Linked DNA regions of Homo sapiens: region 1 is linked to region 2. Evidence: chromatin loops called from intact Hi-C (ENCODE). Cell type or tissue: heart right ventricle. All regions are shown on one strand. Links, peaks and the distances in the headings refer to the core of each region. The heading gives the core; the rest is flanking DNA.

Region 1 (10,342 bases), core at 1,273-9,272, 140 kb before region 2:
TTCTTCTTTATTGAAAACTGGACATTTTGCATATTATGTTATTTGTTATGAGATGCTGACTCCTTTAAACTGATAATGCTCTGGCAGAAGAAATGGGGAAGGGGGCTGCACCATCACATTACTGACAGGTGGTGTGATACGGTTTGGACGTTTTGTCCCCTCCAAATCCCATGTTGAAATGTACCCTCCAATGTTGGAGGTAGGCCTAGTGGCAGGTGTTTGAGTCATGGGGACAGATCCCTCATGAATGGCTTGGTCCTGACCTAGCAATAATGAGTGGGTTCTCACTCTATGAGTTCACTTGGAATCTGGTTGTTTAAAATTGCCTGGCACCTCCTCTTTCTCCCTCCTGCTCCCTCTCTCACCATGTGACTCACCAGCTCCCCTTCATCTTCTGCCATGAGTGGAAGCTTCCTGAGGCCCTCACCAAAAGCAGATGCTGACACTAATACTTTGTGTACAGCCTGCAGACCATGAGCCATACAAACCTCTTTCTTTATAAATTACCCAGTTTATAGCCATGCAAACAGACTAACACAGGGCTAGAAGTCCAGGCTCCCCATATGGCTTCCACTGAACCATGGAAGGGGTATGCGACCTCATTGCTAGTGGGGTGATGAAGTCCTGCCTCTCCACTGGGCCTTCTCTGACACCACTGCAGTGGGTCATTACAATCTCAGAAGATGGGGAGCCTAGGCTCTCCATGTGACATTCACCGGCACAGGTGGAAGTGGCGGCACACTTTTTCCGTGGTGTTCAGCTGGAGTCGAGAGGTGATCAGAGAAGTTTCCTGTCTTACTGAACTGCTCCTTTCCTGGTCTTCTGGCTAGAGAAAGCCGGCTGTTGTTGGGGCTTTTTCCTCTGTATCCATGGGCTCTTCTGGGTTACCAGCTGCTTCTGCTCCCACTCTGAGACAGATGAGGCAAGAAGCAAGCCCAGGGACCCCCACCACTGTGTTCCTCCTCAAGTCCTGAGGTCTCTAGCTGGTCTGCCTAGGAGTATTCACTTATATTCTCAGAAGCCTACCCTCTTCCCAGAAGCATAAGTCCAGCTTGTTTTTTTAAATACTAATTTTTTAAAAATTTGTTAAATATTAAATATACACATAGCTTTAAAGTGAATTATGCATTGCCTTATCCTTCTGAAACACAGGCCACTGAAATGAATTTAACCTTGCTGACAAGCTCAACGATGCAAACATCCACAGCTACAGCTTTCTTTATTCCAAAAGATTCACTTGGAGTTTGCTATGTGATGCGCACTCTTCCATTTGCTGTCATGTTAAATGGGACCTGTTGACCCAATTTTGGAAGTTCCTGTAATTGCCTGTTCCATTTTCTACTTCTAGCTCTTGTCAATGTGGCTGCCTCCAGAGAATTTCCACACCTTTTAATCTGCTACTTTTACCAGCGTGCAGCCTGAGACACCAGACAGTCAAATCTTTTGGAGATATTTTTAAACAATAGTAAACAGACTAAGAATAACAGACTCTTCACTTCATATACAAATTTCCCAACATCAATTTAGGCTGCTCCAACATCCTTTAGGCTTACTTATATTTTCCTCACCATCTTCAGTTAGCTGAAGTTGGATATAAATGATCTTAAATAGCATGCAGTGCCACCGTACTTATAGATTCATTTTACGTTAATAAAGATAAATCAAGCAAGCAGTAGGCTTGCGGGAAAACAGGCAGCCCACGCCAAGTACAGACAGCTGGGAAAACGCCCTCCGCCTGGTGGCTCTACAAACCCACTATCCGGGGCAGCCGGAGATCACAGATAGGCTGGGAGCTGAGGATTCCAAACTACTATGCTAATTAAGCAGGAGGCACAAGTTAAATTCAGATGCCTAATAAGCACTTGGACATTTTTTCTTACTTTATTACTGTTAGAGCACAGCCAACGCTGACAATTCCAGCACAACGGGTTGCAGCACCTGTTCATTTCAGAAAAAAATGGCTGTGCTCGGAGACCATGCCCCAGGCATGTGGTTTTTCAAGGTGTCTAGGCTAGTAATTCATTAAAGGTCCACCTTACAGTTTTGTCACATGTCTCCTATCCCATGCCTATCACAAAACATAGAATGCTACATTCCTGAATTCCATAGCAAATAGAACCAATTCCTGGCATCATATTGCAGGGTTCATGCACATCTGTGCTTCTGAGAGAAAAGACGTGGTTCCCAAGAAAGAGTGTGAGTTTAGAATCAGAGAGTTCTAAATTCACCTCTGTGGCCTTGGCAAGTTACCTGAATACAGCCATCTCCCAGTATCCACAGGGCATTGGTCCCAGGACCCCCCCCTCCAGATACAAAAATCTGTGGGTGCTCAAGTGTCTGACATAAAATGCCATAGTATTTGCATCTAACCTGAGCACATCTTCCTGTATACTTTAAATCCTCTCTAGATTACTAGTAATACCCAACACAATGTAAATGCTAGATAAATAGTTGTTATTCTGTATTATTTAAGAAAGAGTGACAAGAAAAAAAGTCTGTGCATGTTCAATATAGATGCAATCCTCCTTTTTTCTGAATATTTTCAATCCACAGTTGGATGAATCCATTAATGTGGAACCAAGGGATACAGAAGACCAAAATGTAATAGAATAAGGAAAGTATCCCCCGCTTTACTGACTTATGATAAACTTTGGAGAGAAGAACCATGGTGCAAAGGAAACATGGGTATTGAATGAATGGCAAATGTCATCACTGGTATTAATTTTTTTATGTGTAAGGAAAAGATCACCTCTTCATAAAGGGAAAGGATACCAGACACTAACACCAACTGATTAGCACCCATGCTAATGGGCCAAAGTACCAAGTTGTTTCTATTCCAGTGAGAATCCAACCATTATCTCCACGTCCAGAGCTCTTTGTACACTGTGATACATCTTTTAGCACATGTGGAAAGGCAGGTGCAAGCTCCAGACTATGAAAGCATTGCTCTTTCTCTAGGGCAGCCTTCTTCCTTCTGTCCCTGCCACACTTCCTTCCCGCCAGCTCACCTATCTCTAGGGCAGCCTTCTTCCCTCTGTCCCCCAACACTTCCTTCCCACCAGATCGCCCATCTCGAGGGCAGCCTTCTTCCCTCTGTCGCCATCACACTTTCTTTCCACCAGCTCACCCATCTCTAGGGCAGCCTTCTTCCCTCTGTCCCCGCCACACTTCCTTTCCGCCAGCTCACCCATCTCTAGGGCAGCCTTCTTCCCTCTGTCCCCGCCACACTTCCTTCCCACCAGCTTATCCATACAACCTCCCCAGGACTGCCTCCCACTGCTCCCTCACTCCCTCTATCTCCCTTTAATCCTCCAAGTTACAGTGTTTGTTTCATTGGTGTTTTTGTTTCTTCCAGCTATACACACTCCCCTGAAGTTTGGGTCTTTATTATGTATGGTCTTTACCCAGTAGCCCCCTCTGCTTTCAGTGCAACCCTCCTGACCTCTCATATCTCCAATTCTACAGGATTCTATCCTTTTTGAAAAAAGAGGCTTTGGTGGGGAAGCCAACCAAGTTTTACTGGGATGTTTCATACAAAGGTGGGAAGCCAACCTCCAGTGGGGGTGGAGCAGGTAGACCAGAAGGAGCACTGGGTTGCTGCCGCCCTATTGAACTGATGTGGCACCATCTACAACCTGTGGCAGGCGAGAACCTTAAGGGAGACTCCTACCCGGTGCTGGGGATAGGAGTGAGGGTGAGGGTGGGGACTGAAAAAAGCTAGTGACAACCATGGCGGAAATGATCTTGTGACTGAATCAAGAAAATTCATCCATGTCTATGAGATTAGAGACTATTATTCTAAGTGAAGTAACTCAGGAATGGAAAACCAAACATTGTATGTTCTCACTGGTATGTGGGAGCTAAGCTATGAGGACGCAAAGGCATAAGAATGACAGAATGGACTTTGGGGACTTGGGGGAAAGGATGGGGGGGGGCAAGAGACAGAAGACTACAAATATGGTGCTGTGGATACTGCTGGGGTAACGGGTGCACCAAAATCTCACAAATCACCACTAAAGAACTCACTCACATAACCAAATACCACCTGTGTCCCAATAACTTCTGGAAATTTTTAAAAAAAGAAAATTCATCCATGTCTGGAGCAAAGCAAGGTGTCTAAAGTTCCCATGATGGTCCAAGCAGAAAGGGGCATGCCATGAAGGCCTGCAGTGGCCCCTCTTAGATCAGGACTGGCTCAGGCAGGCACTTCTCCCTGGTGCCAGGTCAAGTGGGTGCTGGAATTCTATCTGGCATGTGAGAGTGATAAAGTGTCAACCTCAACCTCCCCATAGATGACAGCAGAAAGGAATGAGGGAGACAATGGCATCTGAAGGGAGGGGGAGTAAGAAAGGATTGGCTTACAAATGAAGCTTTCATTTCAGCAGTGAAAACCATCTCAGACACGGCCATCCATTTTCCCAGACACAGACACCTAGAAAACCATCACATATATGGGTCACACTGAGCCCCTCACTTACATCAGAGACCTTTTATGGCGGCATCATTAAGCTATTTATAGTGAGCAATTAAAGAGGACCTAAGTGGGCCACCACATTCCCATCTGGCTGGCTCTGGCTAATGTGGCAATATGCTGACAACAAGATAAAGGCTTTCCTTAAATGCTGTACCACACAAAAGCTGCCTCTAGATACTTATAAATCTGCTTTTAGTTTGTATTTATATTTTATTCTTTAAAGTCAGTTCAATTATGCATGGGGTGCATTAACCATAATGCAAGCTGCATTACGCAAAACTTCACAGAAATCGTGCAATGTCAGGCTGGTATTACTGTGGGCAGGTGGCAGGGGCGCAGATGTAACATGTGGGTAAAAGACAGTGTCATAGGTTAGAAAGGGCAAAGTCTTTGGATCCTATCAGACCAGACTCTGAATAGCAGCTCTGCCAATAAACATAACCCAGTGAAAACTGGTCTCGTTACTCAGTTTTCTTACCTGTAAGACCAGGATCGATTGCTGACTCCACAGTGTTCTTGCATGGGAAGTGCCTAATGAACCTTGGCATCTGGAATTGCTCAGTAAATGGTAACTGTCTGGGGGCAGTCAACAGAGCACAGGCCAAATAAGGTCATGGTTATGAAGAGACTTCTGAATGGACTCTACTCCAACCACCCCTCGAAGTGACCTTTCCAAAACAAACTCAGCCCTATACGTAAGTCTCCCATGCTGGAGGCCCCACCTCTGATCATGTAGGGCTGATCACTCCTAACCTGATCATTCCCCTCTCTCCTCACATATCCACTTCACCAAACTATTGCACATGCGTGTGTGCTTATGTCACACACGTTCTTGGAAGGCCACCTTTTCCATTCCACCTGTTAAAATCCTACCTCTGCTTCACGGCTCCACTTCAATGATGCTCCCACACCACCACCTTCCTCCTCAGAATCTCTTAGCACTGCCCACACCCACTCCCCATATGGGCCACTATGAATACATTCCTGAATAAAGGAACACACCCTCCCTCCTAATTCTGCCCAGCTGCATTCGGTTAGGAAATGCCCCGTGTGCATGGACTAATGAGAGAAGAAACTAATGGAAGGTCACAATTTTCTTTTGTTTTTAGGTAATTAATCTTGTACCATCTGTGTCATCTGTAGTGCCTTGAAATTAAGAAGTGACCCACTGGGATATTCCCTCAGACTTGTCAGCACTTATGGTGTGAGGTCAGCAAATGACTTGACTGTCATTGTCACAGTCACTGAAATACACCAAAATGAGCCGCCACTGAGAAATTCTTCAGCAAAGATTCTGCATTTTTCTGTGGAATTTATTCGCAAATGCCATGAATATTTATCTGCATTGTTGATAAAAATGAACACACTCTGCAAATTCTTTTTTCCCCTGAAATTTTTAAAAAGTAGATATATTTTAAATATACTACTCTTTTAACAACAGAATTTAAATACCGCATTGTCATATTTTAAACTTTTACTTATACTGAGATCTATTTCTGGAGTCTCCATTCTGTTCCATTGACACATTTGTCTATCACATTGATTTTATTATAGTAGCCCTTATAGTATGTTTTAACATCTGACAAGGGAAGCCTTAACGCCCCCTTCAGTATGTTTTTGGGACTCAAATAAATGGTGCTGACACCTTTGGCTGTCTATTTGGAACAAAATTAATTTGGTCCTCTTACTTGCCCCATATGTAAAAATTACACAAAGTAATTTTACTAAAATACATAAAAGGAAAGGCTAGATGTCAAAAATAAGCCAATAGGCTCTTAAGAAGAAAATCTAGGGAGGGGACTATATGTACAACCTAGGAATGCATGGAGAGCTTATCCCACAAAACATATAAACATAATACTAAAGATACATATTTGGCTATATGGAAATTTTAAAATTTTGCAAAAGCAAAAGATATCACAAGCAAAGTTGAAAGACAAATAAAAGGCCTAAAAATATTTGCAATAAACATTTTTAAATAAAATGCTGATATCAATAGAGCTTTTGAGACAGAGTTTCACTCTTGTTGCCCAGGCTGGAGTGCAATGGCCTGGTCTCGGCTCACTGCAACCTCCACGTCCAGATTTCAAGAGATTCTCCATTCTCAGTCTCCCAAGTAGCTGGGATTACAGGTGCACACCACCATGCCCGGCTAATTTTTGTATTTTTAGTAGAGATGGGGTTTTACCATGTTGGCCGGGCTGGTCTCAAACTACTGACCTCAGGCGATCCACCCACCTCGGCCTCCCAAAGTGCAGGGATTACAGGCATGAGACACTGCGCCCAGCCTAGAGCTCTTAGTTGATAGAAAAGCAACTCAGTAGAAAAATGTGCAAAAAAAAAAAAAATGAATAGGAAATTCCCAGCAAAGTCAAGAACAAAAAGACCAAGTGTATAGAAAGCTGCTCAAACTCAACATTTCCATCCAGATGCAAAAATCATAAAGATTAGCACTTATTGCTAACAGAGATGTCAAGAAAGGGGCATTCTCACAAATTGCTAATGGCAACTGTTAAAAAAATTTTAGAAGCAATCTGGCAATAGCTATTGCTAAAGGTACATTTTAATGAGATCCCACTGTAACACTTTTTAAAGTAAAAATACCAGTACAAAAAGAATGTACAAATACGTTTATTATACCACTATTCCTAATGGCAAAAAAGAAAACAAAAGGTGACAGTTGAATAAATAATAAGAGGTCCATACCATGGAACAGTATGTAGCCATAAAAGAATGAATGTGAGCTATGGCCAGTTGAGTTGGAGATGCTTCTACGAAGTTTTGTTTAATGAAAAAACTAAGATACAGAAAAGTGTGTTTAATATACCATTTAATAAAAGTTAATAAATATTCTCAACCCCTTATGTTTATATGTTCACATATGGTTACCTGGGGATAGAGGAAAACATAAAAAGATATGCACCAAGTAATTCACGTGGGTTACCAAGCATGATGAGAGATAAGATGACAGAAGAGAAAGTAAGGGAAAACGAAAAAAATCTGAAAGAACACCCAATATGTGTATGATTCCCATGCATATGATATTAGGAAAAAAGAGATGCAGTTAGATCTGCATCTACTAATTTGCAGGAATGTACATGATCCATTGTTAAACTGAAAACGCAAATTGCAGAATAATGAGTAAAAATATTATTCTGTTCAAATAAAAATGGAATATCAGTGTATGTACAAATGAGCTCATATATTTGATGGAGCAAGAATGTTTTGGAAAGTTATGTGTGAGGTTGTTAACACTGACTGTCTCAGGGAGTTGTGTTGGATTGGAAAGAGCTTTACATCACTAATTTTACCTACGTATCTTTGTACCAAGCTGCTTCACTTAGTAAAGCAAATATATATTACTTCCGTAACTAAAAGTATCAAATAAAGAAATTTTCTTTTTTAGAAAAGGAGAAACAGTAATAATTGTGACAGGAAATAAAATATGCATCATGAATTTTTTTTCAAAGGTCATCCAGGCATTTGCCACTGGTGCACTTCCACACAAAGATGGGTTATGCGGGCATGCTGCACACAGGCACTCTATCACCAGCCCTGCCCTTCAACAAATGCCACCCTGCCCTGGCCAGTACCAGAAGCTCTGTCACCTGGCATCACCTACTAACAGATATCATACCAAGTCAGATGCTTCATCTTGGTTTCCTAATCATCGTGCTTGGGATAAAATGCAAGACTTTAAATTTTTTTTTTTTCTTTGAGCCAGAGTCTCACTCTGTCATCCAGGCTGGAGTTCAGTAGTGTGATCTTGGCTCACTGCAACCTCCACCTCCTGGGTTCTGGCAATTCTCGTGCCTCAGCCTCCCAGGAAGCTGGGACTACAGGCGTGCACCACCACACCCAGCACATTTTTGTATTTTTAGTAGAAATGGGGTTTTACCATGTTGCCCAAGCTGGTCTCAAACTCCTGGCCTCAAGTAATCTACCCACTGTGGCCTCCCAAAGTGCTGGGATTACAGGTGTGAGCCACTGCACCCAGCCTCAAGACTTTAATTTTTTTTAATTAAGAGAATGCACTCACAAAACTAGGAGGAGAAGGAAACTGCCTCAATATAATAAGATCACATATGAAAAGCCCACAGCAAACACCATACTCAGTGGTGAAAGACTATAAAATGTTGCTGAAAGAAATTTTAAAAGACAAATAAATGAAAAGACATTCCGTGTTCATGGATTGGAAAACTTAATATTACTAAGATGTCAATACTATCCAAAGTAATCTACAGCTTTAATGCAATCTCTATCAAAATAGTTTTCAGTGTGTAAGTCTTCTGCCTCCTTGGTTAATTTCTAAGTATTATTTTTGGTGTTATTGTAAATGGAATTTTCTTATTTTGAAATGTTCATTATTAGTGTACAGAAATGCAGCTGATTTTTTGTGATTCTTTTGCATCCTGGTACTTTGCTGAATTTATTAGTTCTAACAATTTTTAAGTGGAGTTTTTAGGGTTTCCTAGATATAAGATCATTGCATCAACAAATAGATAATTTTACTTCCTTCTCAATTTAGATGTCTTTTACAGGTACACCTTGTTTTACTGAGTTTCACTTTATTGCGTTTCACAGATTTTGTGTTTTTTACAAATGGAAGCTTTGTGGCAACCCTGCATCGTGCAAGTCTATCGGTGCCATTTTTCTAATGGCACATGTGCTCACTTCATGTCTCCATGTCACATTTTGATAATTCTCACAATATTTCAAACTTTTTCATTATTAATATATCTGTTACAGTGATCTGTGATCAGAGATCTTTGATGTTACTATTATACTGTTTTGGGAGCACCATGAACCATGCCCATATAAGATGGCAAACTTAATTGATAAATATGTTTGTTCTGACTGCTCCACTGACTGGTCATTTTCCATATTTCTCTCTCGCTTTGGGCTTCCCTATTCCCTGAGACATAACAATATCGAAATTAGACCTAAATGTAAGGCTAAAGTCTTAGAAGAAAACAGAAAAGTTTCATGACACTGGATTTGGAAGAATTTATTGGACAGATGCCAAAATTACAAGCAACAAAGGTAAAAATAGGTAAATCTGACTACACTAAAAGACTTCTATGTATCAAAAATTGTCATTAACATAGTGAAACGGTAACCTATTGAATGGGAAAAAACATTTGCGAATCACATATCTGACAAACGATTAATACCCGAATGCCCTTCAGAGCTTCCACAGCTCAACAACAAACAAAAACAAATAACCTGATTAAAAATGAGCAAAGGACTTGAATACAAATTTCTCCAAAGAAGATATACAAATGGCCAACAAGAATATGAAGATGGTGAACAGCACTAATCATTTGGAAATTGCAAATCAAAACCATAAAATGTCACCGGGTACCCATAAGGATGGCTAGTATCAAAAAACAGACAATAACAAGTGTGGGCAAGGATGTGGAAAAATTGGAACCCTTGTGCACTGTTGTGAATGTAAAATAGAGCAACCATTGTGGAAAATAGTACAGCAGTTCTTCAAGAAATTTAAAATAGAATTACTGCATGATCCAGAAATTCCCCTTCTGGGTTGGATACATATTCAAAAGAATTGAAAGCAAAGTCCTAAAGAAATATTTGTACATGGATGTTCACAGCAGCATTAGTCACAATAGCCAAAATGCAGAGGCAGTGCAAGTGTTCACCAACAGATAAACAAAATGTGGTATATCTTTACAGTGGAATATCATTCAGCCTTAAAAAGGAAGGAAATCCTGGCACATTCTATAACATGGATGAACCTTGGGGGCATTATGCTAAGTGAAATAAGCCAGACACAGAAGGATCAATATTGTATGATTCTACCTACATAAGGTACCAGAGCAGTCATATTCATAGAGACAGAGTAGA
Region 2 (10,268 bases), core at 1-8,000:
AGAGGAGGAAGAGCTTTAACCCACTTTCCTCCCTTCCCCAACCCGTTTCCACTCTTCTCCACCTCCAGCTCACACACTGATCCAAAACAATCCCATGTGTGTGCGATCACGAGGCAAAGAGCTAGTTCTCCAGGTATGTGCCTGATTTCAGTGGCTCTATACAGCCCTAGGTTATAGCAGTTTGCATTTTCTCAGCAAGTCAACTATGATATTGTACAGATTTTTTTCATCTTTTCAGATGACAAAAATTAAACTAAGAATAGGCAATTTTATAAGTTAATACTTGAACACAGGTTTGAAGACAGGGATAGATTCAGGGTCTGTGGAACCTTGGGTTTATATAATTGGGGGGTGGGAATATAGAAAGAGTACTCTCCTTATTTAAAAAAAAAATCCAAAAGTACAAATACAAACTCAGGGATGACCACATGAACACACTGCCAGTGCCCCTCCCAGAGGGCTCCAAAGAAGCCTCTGTGACGGAGGGACCTGAGGCTTAGGTTCATTAGCTCCCCAGTCGATCTGCCTCTGCTGGAGATAGAAAGGACTAGAGAGGTTTCTGCCACAGCATTCAAATCTCTAGAAAATCGCTAAGCATAACAGTCTTCTATTACATCAATCCCCCAGATGCTATTCTTACCTCTCTTTCACAAACCACCATCCCTGCTGTTCCCTCCAATTTGGCAACAGCAATTCATTATAAAAGTGCGTATGCCGGAGTGGGTTTCGGCATCCTCCTGGATTTTGGCTTTAACAGTCTAGTTCCGTGTCAATTATGTAATAGCCCAAACAGGGAGTTTAATGGAGTACCAAAAGCACAGTCATAGCTCTTACATAAGCCTTCATAAACCATCCATAAGATCTGCTCCTAGATTTGGATATTTGGGATTACATAAGGGAGACAGAAAACACTGACTCAGAGGCCAGGTTTCTTTCTGACCTTAAAAACAATAAAAACTTTTTGCACTTAATTTACTAGTTTATAGTAAAAGTTTTTAATTTGATATGGAAAATAATCTTTCCTATGACTTACTTTACCGTGTAAACATAAATGAATATCCTGCCACTACTACTCAACTTTCATTGGTACTTCTGCAAATGAAATATATCACTTAAGATTCCCGTAAGTATTCTACATGGAATTATGGGTCCCTAATAAACATCAACTACTCTTCGCAGGAAAATCAAGAAAGAGCATTTAGACAAAACACAAAAGTCTACATGCTGTAATTCTCTGATGTGTCCCCTTTCCAATACCATTTTTTTCTTCCCATGTTTCTAACAACGTATTTTTGACTTACCTTAAACCACTGTAGCAACACCATAGGCTACAGAAAGTGACAATACAATGCTCCACAATGGGTCTCACCCCTGGCTACACGTTAGAATCACCAGGAAAGCTTTTTAACATTACAGGTATCAAGGTATCAGCCCAGACCAATTAGAACAGAATACTGGGTGGAGGAGGGACAAGGGCTGTTCCCAGCCATCAGTATATCTGATGTTTTCTACTTTTGTATTTTTACCTGAAAAAAATAGCCATAAATGTGAGTACTGGTTTTGGGGCCTGGGGAAAGGGAAGGGAAAGAGAGACACATCTTTAATAACTGGCAACTCACAATTACTAAGTTTCCATCAGAGATAAAAATAAAATCATTCAATAGTTTGAAAACTAGAAAGTATACATGTAGGATCTTTTTATCAATAAGTAGTCAAAGAATTCTCACCAATTCCTAATAGACTTTACAAAACCAATTTTTTAATGCTTTACAATTATACCTAATGACTTTTTTAATATAGGGTCCTATATTATCTTAAAAGGGTACCTCAAGCTAAGACCACTGCTTATCTCCAAGTAAACTAAAAGCATGACACTCTCTTCTTAGGTGCTCTGGTAATCACACATAACTTTACCAATGAGCAAATTTTTTTAAGCATTTATATAACAGAGAGTACAGGCGCCTTTGGTATCCTGCCAAGAGTACTTCTTTCCGTGTTTGTATTTAAAATAGAATGGTAGTAACATCACTTGTGTGCCTGTAATTCCTTCTGTGCACAGGCACAGAATGAAAAAAAAAAATGGATGTAGCAAGCCGCTTCACTGCTTTACCATTATAAAGCTTGAAGGAAATAACACACTCATACTAAATTAAGACGAAGACTCAGACCAAATTATCCAAAGCTGGGGGTGGGTAGGGGAGAACTCGCCTTAACTAACCTACCAACGCCTCTAAAGCAGTGGGTGTTGAACCTGGCAGCAAGCGAAGGTGCCAAAAGAGCTGCAGTCCCTAAGCCAGAGCAGGTGATGTGGGCAGGAAGCATCAGCGCTCTGGAGACGAGAAGCCGAACCAGCCCGGCGCTGCCCCGAGCCCGGCTGCGCGCTCCCCAACTCCGCTCACCTGTCTCCGGCGGGTCCAGAGGGCGGCAGCAGAGCCAGCCGACCCCACCGGACCGCGCAGCAGAGGATTCGCTCACCTGGGTCAAAAAGAGCCAAGAAAGATGTAATGTCCAAGAGGCCACCACTGCCCTCACGGAGACGCTCATCTCGGGCCGGGTTCCGCCACGCTGCTTCCTCCTCCTCTCCAGCTCGAGTTTTCTATTTACCGACAGGTCTGTACTCCGCTAAGCGGTCAAGGGTTTCCGCAGAAGGGGGGAGATAAACTTGCCCTGAGAGCCGGCGGCGGCGGCGCAGGTGGAGCGCGAGGGGCGCCCCCGCACCTGGAGCCGCCGGCGCTCGCTATCACCTCTGCCCGCCCACGCCCGCGCCGCGGCTGCGCTCCGCTCCGCGCCCCCGCACTCACCTCGGCGCAGGCACCGCCCAGGCCGCCGCCCCCGCTCGAGGGCCGGGGCGCAGCCGGGGACCGGAGCCGCCCGCACGACGCCCAGGCGCTCCCGGCTCCGCCGCGGCCGCGGCTGCTCCTCCAGCCGCCTCGCCTGGACAAAGAGAAGCCGCGGGGCCGGCGGCCGCCCAGCCCAACCTTCGCAGCGCGCCACGCAGCCGGCGCGCCTCGCCCGCGAGGTGCCGTCCGCGGTGACAGTGGCCGGGCGGCGAGCGGGCCCGAGCGGTAGGCGGCGCGGGGCAGCTGATGCGCGCACCCCCTCCCGGCCGCCCGGAGACGCACTCGCCGAGACCCAGGCGCCTCCTCCCGGCCCGCGCTCCGCGCCCCGCGCCCCGCGTCGCAGCTCCGCAGCCGGGAGCCGTAGCGCCCTCTGCCGACGGCCCCTGCGCCCGCTCCTGCGCGCGCGCCTGCCCGCCCCAGCCCCAGCCCCAGCCCCAGCCCCAGCCCCAGCCCCAGCCCCCGCCCCCGCCCCAGCTCCCGCCTCAGCCCCAGCCCCAGCTCCAGCCCCAGACCCAGACCCAGACCCAGCCTCCGCAGGCGGTGGGCGCGGCGCGGGCCGCTGCCCGCTGCGCGGCTGGTCACCGTGGTGCCCTAGCATCGGACCCCAGGAGAAAGGAGTAAGAATGAGTTGGCCGTTCCAGGGCAGGCCTCCAGGAATGGGTTCCGCTGTTTTCCGCTCAGAACAGAAGAGGGAGCCGCTTCGAATTAGGCGCAGCAGGAGGCATTGGGGTTCAGCATCGGGAAGAACTTTGGAGGACGCTAGGGTGCCTGATTCATAGGAGCCCAAAGCCAGTCTCTGAAAAGATTTGCGCAAAAGGCAGGCGTTTCTTTCTAGAAGCAAGCTTATTTCTATGTTTAATGAGCACCAAATGTGCCTCCCCACTGTCCGAGGGGTTCCAGCGAGCCTTGACTGCTCTTATGGTAAGGTAAATAGATTAATTAATGATTTCTCAAAGACCTTTTTCCAGTCCTACCTGAAATGCTCAGACTCCCTCACGCGGTGCACCTGGAGGTTTGAAAAGGCAAGCGAAACCAGAGGACTTCTGCAGACTGATTCAAACAGCAATGGAATAAACATTTACCATTATAAAGATGAAACGATGTTGCTGGTCTTTGCACTATTTAGGTTGGCGTTTTTTGTTTTTAGGGGATGTCTTTCCAAACCACTGTGTTAACCAATACTTTATGACAGTTAATTTTTTTTTTTAACCAACTGGACTACTTGGTGAAGGGAAATCATGAAATGGCACTTTTTTTTTTCAGACCACTGTCTTTAAAAATTATTCCAGAAGCTCTCCCTTCTCCCCTGGAAGAATCTGGGGCAAATTTCATAGCTTTTCCTGTCACTTTCAGGTGTTCATAAACAGTCAGATTTGCTGATAATAAAAAGTCCAGCCCAATCCAAATCAAAACTTTAATCGCAATCCATTCAAGCCTTCCCCACTAGCCTCCCACCACCCACCAGACCCCAACCTGACCCAAGCTCAGAAGCCTGCAAGGAGGAGGAAAACGACCTTCGCTTCCTGCTTCTGTGTTCTCCCCAGCTAGCTCTGTGAAGACGGGTTCCACCGCCGGGCACGGAGGCTCACGCTTGTAATCCCAGCACTTTGGGAGGCTGAGGCCGGTGGATTACTTGAGGTCAGGAGTTCGAGACCAGCCTGGCCAACATGGTGAAACCCTGTCTCTACTAAAAATACAAAAATTAGCTGGGTGTGGTGGCGTGCACCTGCAATTCCATCTCCTCAGGAGAATTGCTTGAACCTGGGAGGTGGAAGTTGCAATGAGCCGAGATCATGCCACTGCACTCCAACTGGGCGACAGAGCAAGCCTCTGTCAAAAAAAGAAGCCGGATGCGGTGGCTCACGCCTATAATCTCAGCACTTTGGGAGGCCGAGGTGGATGAATCACGAGGTCAAGAGATCGAGACCATCCTGGCCAACGTGGTGAAACCCCGTCTCTATGAAAAATACAAAAAGTTTAGCTGGACATGGTGCCACATGCCTCTAGGCTCCTCTACTCGGAGGCTGAGGCAGGAGAATCGCTTGAACCCGGGAGGTGGAGGTTGCAGTTCACGGAGATCGCTCCACTGCACTCCAGCCTGGCGACAGAGCGAGATCCGTTTCAAAAAAAAAAAAAACACTGGTTTCTCAAGTTGGGCAGGGTGGGGTTCTGACCCTGCAACTTCAGCCTCAGCTTCACTGGTGGTCAGCCTCATTCAGGCCCTCTGCAAGGCACCATGCCCTGGCAGTCAGTCCCAGCTACCTTCCACCACGTGCGTGCTGACCCACGGACACCAACTGGCATTTGGCCCATCACGCTATAGAAGTGCAGGCCACTGTCACTGCAGTTCTCTTTTCTTCTTCTCTGGTCACAGGTAACTCTGACCGGCCTCTTTCCTTGAAGCTTCTCAGCCATCTCTGGGTTCATGCATGTCCCCACACTCCAGGTGACACATGCCAGGCTCTCCAAGTAGTTCTTTGGAAGCATGCCTTTCTTTGCATGAAGTGGGTGGGTCCTCCTTCTCCCTGTCAGCACCGTGTCGTTCTCATCTTCTCCCTTGATTGCTCTCTCCTTTCCTTCAATTTGGTCTGAAGGTGGCAGAACCCCAACTTAGCAAATCCTACAAAGATGGTCCAATACCTCCATTTATATGGATTTATGTGTGGGGATACCTATCTGTGTGGTGGCATGGAGGGAGGTGATCCCCTGAGATCTTGGAAGCTTGAGCAACTGACAGCCTTCAGCTGTCACACATTTGGATCCACCACAGAGCTCATACCAAGGTCACACATTCCCCAGCTGTTTCCAGCTCACAACGGAACATGGTGAGAGCGCTAGAGCTATGCCCTTTCTGCCTCTAGTGGGCAGTCTTTGCTCTGGAATTCCTACCACCCTACCAGGGCTTTCTCAGAATGTGCTGCAGTCTGGAGCTCTTCCTACCCAATCTTCTTCCCTTCCCTCTCTCCATTCACAAGTGTCAGACCTGTATTGCAGTCAGAAGGCACTCCTCACCTGCATGCCAGGCTCCTTCTCCCTCCTGCACTATCCTGCACAGGTGTTTTCTTTAAAATATTTTGGCACATCTAATCCTATCTTGACATCTGCTTTTCAGAGGTCCCAAACTGTCATAGTTATCTATTGGCCCACCTGGCAGCATTCCAAGATAAGTCTTATTTTAACAGTTGGTTATGCTGTATTTAGAAACTGTGAAAAGAACAATGGCAAAATCATGGAGCCAACCTGAATGTCAATGAACAGTTGACTGGATAAAGAAGATGTGGTCCATATATTAATGCATCATGGAATATTATGCAGCCATCAAAAAGAATGAAATCATGTCTCTTGCAGTGACATGGGCTGGAGCTGGAGGCCATTATCCTAAGTGAAGTAATTCAGAAACAGAAAACCAAGTACCACACATTCTCACTTATAAGTGGGAGCTAAACAATGAGTACACATGGACATAAAGATGGAAATAATAGACACTGGGTCACCAAAAGAGGGGAGGGTGGGCAGGGGGCGAGAGCTGAAAAATTACCTATGGGGTACAGTGTTCACTGTTTGGGTAATGGGTACACTAGAAGCCCAATCTCCAGTATGCTCATGTAACAAACAGGCACATGTACCCCCTGAATCTAAAATAAAATTAATTTTTTTTGAGATGGTGTTTCACTCTGTCACCCAGGCTGGAGTGCAGTGGCACAATCTCAGCTCGCCACAACCTCCACCTCCAGGTTCAAGTTATTATCCTGCCTCCGCCTCCCGAGTAGCTGGGATTACAGGTGCATGCCACCATATCCAGGCTAATTTTTGTATTTTTAGTTAAGATGGGTTTTCACCATGTTGGCAAGGCTGTTCTCGAACTCCTGACCCCAAGTGATCCGCCCGCCTCAGCCTCCCAAAGTACTGGGATTACAGGCATGAACCACCGCGCCCAGCCAAATTAAATTAAAAAAAAAAAAAGCTGTGAAAGGAAGAGTAGAATGTTCTCTTGAATTAAATATATATATATATATATATATATATATATATATATATATGATCAGCAAGTATCATAGTGTATCAAGTATCGTAGTGTAGATTCCTTCCCAAAGCAGAGACTGGTAGAATGACTTGGATACAGATAGTTAATTGTTATTGTTTTTTGTTTGTTTGTTTGTTTTTTGAGGCAGAGTCTTGCTCTGTTGCCCAGACTGAAGTGCAGTGGTGCAATATCGGCTCACTGCAAACTCCACCTCCCGGCTTCAAGTTATTCTCCTTCCTCAGCCTCCTGAGTAGCTGGGATTATAGGCGCCCGCCGCCGTGCCCGGCTAATATTTGTATTTTTAGTAGAGATGGGGTTTCACCACGTTGGCCAGAATGGTCTCGAACTCCTCACCTCGTGATCCACACACCTCAGCCTCTCAATCCTGCTGGGATTACGGGTGTGAGCCACCACGCCCAGCTAGATAGTTTATTTTTGAAGGTGATCTCAGGAAGCAGGAATGATGAAATTGAGATGTTAAGACAGAGAAGTATGAAAGGCAACTTAAAAGTATATTCTCAAGGCCACTGTTATATGTAACAGGCACACAAGGACATAATACCACTTGGATCTCTGAGGAGCTTACAATGGTCATTTCAAAGACACAGGGCCGAGCATTTACCCTCTGGGCTCCTGTTCTCCATTGATTGGAATTGCCTGTGGAGCTTTAACTCCCAAAGGCGCCTAGTGCTTTAGAAAAGGCTCTAGGCAGAGAATCAGAGTGACCCATAGCCGCATCCTTGAGATAAGACATTGTCAACTCACAGGGAGCACCCATCAGAACTATGGCTGAGAGGGAGCCAAGGAGATGTGCAGGGCAGCACAGGTGTCTGCTGGAGCCTTTTCCCAGGGCCTTACTAGACTGAGGAGCATGTGGGTAGAACAGAGGCATCTGCCTTGTGAAATTCCAAAATGATGAAATGCCAGTGGGAAAAGCCTGAGGAAGAAAGAATAGAGTGGCGTTTGCAAGTCATGAATAACACTTGGGTAGCCAACTGATGTACCAGAGAGCAAGGTAGGTATTAGGGGTCAGGGCCTCTGGGAAGGGATGGGAGCCAGGATTGGACAGAGGGAGAGTTTGAACCATGATTCAAGTCCAACAAAGCCGCTGTCCTAACCACAAGAAGTCCTGGAGCACATACAGAGTGGTGTGCTGAGCCTGCTCCTACCAGCTCCTGAGCATCACTTGTTAAATTTTTGTGAATTGGTTGTTAAAACAGCCATTATTAAAGATTAAATTATATAAACCTACAATTACATTTATTTATTGAAAACAAAGTGAATACTCAAAACTCATCCTTCCCTAATTACTACATGAGCAGTAAAGTACACTGTTGAGGTTTTTTTGTTTTTCTTTTTTTAATTGAGACCGGGTCTTGCTATATTGCTCAGTCTGCTCCCGAACTCCTGATCTCAAGCGATCCTCCCACCTGTGCCTCCCAAAGTACTGGGATTACAGGTGTAAGCCACCTCCCCCTGGCCAGTGTTGAGTTTATTTACCACTGGCATAGCTGTATGATGGAAATACTATGTAGTAGTGTACTATTTTGCATCTATTCCCAACTTCACATTTAGTGATACTACTTTGGTAGCTTGAAACCATCTATGGAGGATGTATTTTCACCACAGAAATTAGCAAACACTGCAAATCAGGATGTTTTCCTTAAAGGAGCCCGTTATTAAACATTTACATGCACACTGCTACATGTAGGACTCATTCAGAATTGTCCCAGGGTGGGCTGAATGGTTAAGGTCTCTATGTCCCTACCAGATCCACCATTGGCTATGGACTTTCCAGGGAAGGTGTATTCTTGGGCGAGGGGGCTCTCTGCAGGTGAGGCAAACACAAGGAGTAGACGGCCCAAGACAATCTGCTCACAGCATTGCCAAGAGCTGAGGCGAGTCCTTCCTTTAAGGGACAGTTCTGTATCCTTCACAACTAGCATGGAGTTGTTTATATATATATATCGTCATTGCAGTGCTCTCTTCATAGTATTTTCTTACTCGTTTTAAATACCTGCTACTTCTATAGTTACAGCCATTTTTTTCTAATATTGTTTAGATGTGACTTTTTTCTTAATATTTGTTTTCTTAATTCATTAAGCCTGAAGTTTGTCTCCTTTTTGTCTTTTTAAAGAACCAGCTTTTGACTTTGTTGACCCTACTGTATTTTCTTTACAAGTTTACTAATTTCTGTTCTGATTATTATTTTTTCCTTTATTCTATGTTCTTTGGGCTTATTCTATTCTTTTTCTCACTTCCAAATTGAAAACTTAGCTCATGATTCTTCAATCTTTTTTTGCACATATATATTTCCTGTCTTTTTTTGCACATATATATTTCCCACACATTTTTAGCTACAGTACTTTCAATATCATTAAATTATAAAGTTCTTAATTTCCGTTGTGATTTCTTCTTTGACCCATGAATTATTTTAGAAGTGTGTTAATTTCTAAATGCATGAGGCTTTTTTAGATATCTTTTTGCTATTTTTAATTTAATTTAATTGTGGCCAGAAAACATGGTCTTTTTGATACAAATTCTTTGAAATAGATATACACTTGCTTTGCGGCCTACTCAAAAATACTGCACATTCTTGAGAAGAATGTGTATCTTCTAATTTAGGTGTAGGGCTCTACATTGGACTTTTTAGATTGAGCTTTTTAATTTTTTTCATCCAAGTAGTCTATCTTTTCTGAGTTTGTCTTCATGAGCTATCAATTACTGAGAGTATTACAATCCCCCACTGTGATGCTGAATTTGTTAATTTCTCTTTGCAATCCTGTGAGCTGCTGCTTTGTATATGTATTGAAGCTACGTTACTAGAGGCAAATAAGTTTTGAAATGCTATATATTCTTGGTAAAATATATTTTATAATTATGAAGTGACTCTTTCCTTAAAACTGTTTACCTTAAAATATATTTTCTTCTCCTGTAAGCATTTCTACAGAAGCTTCCTTTTGGTAAATAAGAGGCATATATCTTTTTCCATCATTTTACCTTTCTGTGCTTTCTTAGGTATGTTCCTTGTAAGCTTGCAATATCTGGTTATTTTTATTCAGTCTGACGACATTTATCTTTTAACCTGTGGATCTGCCCCATTTAAAACATTTCAACGACTTATATAATAGAACCTATTTCTGCCATACAATTTTGTGCTTTCTATTGGTCCTGCTTTTCAATGCATCTTTTCTTCTTTTCTACCTTCCTTGGATTGACTAAGGGAAACTTTCCATTGTTTTTTATTCTCTGTTTTAAAAATTATACACTATATTTTTTTCTCCCAGTAGTTATATTTAAACTTGTAACATGTAGTAACTGGAAATTCTAATGTTTTTTCTTTTTTGAGACGGAGTTTCGCTCTTGTTGCCCAGGGCTAGAGTGCAATGGTGCGATCTCGGCTC

The links. A loop is a pair of places that touch in the nucleus more often than their neighbours do. Peaks named below come from ENCODE experiments on the same cell type or tissue, not always from the same donor. Only the 100,000 strongest peaks of a DNase experiment are listed, where the experiment ranks them.
Region 1: a loop joins it to region 2, with 7 times the contacts of the local background. A loop is called at or near these places in 15 of 110 quality-filtered maps.

What each region holds. Positions count from the first base shown.
Region 1 is chr13:28,949,648-28,959,989 of GRCh38, reverse strand. The region is part of intron 2 of MTUS2 (microtubule associated scaffold protein 2); the gene reads right to left. Among named protein-coding and RNA genes, the nearest start is that of MTUS2, 130 kb to the right of the region's middle. In heart right ventricle, for the core only: a CTCF peak has its summit at 1,738; a DNase peak (open chromatin) is centred at 4,473; H3K27ac peaks cover 5,100 bases.
Region 2 is chr13:28,812,819-28,823,086 of GRCh38, reverse strand. MTUS2 (microtubule associated scaffold protein 2) reads right to left here and starts at 2,748. Exons shown (of 16, transcript NM_001033602.4): 1 at 2,476-2,748. RefSeq lists silencers at 2,774-2,843, 2,934-3,283 and an enhancer at 2,374-2,874. In heart right ventricle, for the core only: a CTCF peak has its summit at 3,148 (motif pointing left); a DNase peak (open chromatin) is centred at 3,150; H3K4me3 peaks cover 1,773 bases; H3K27ac peaks cover 761 bases; H3K27me3 peaks cover 2,106 bases.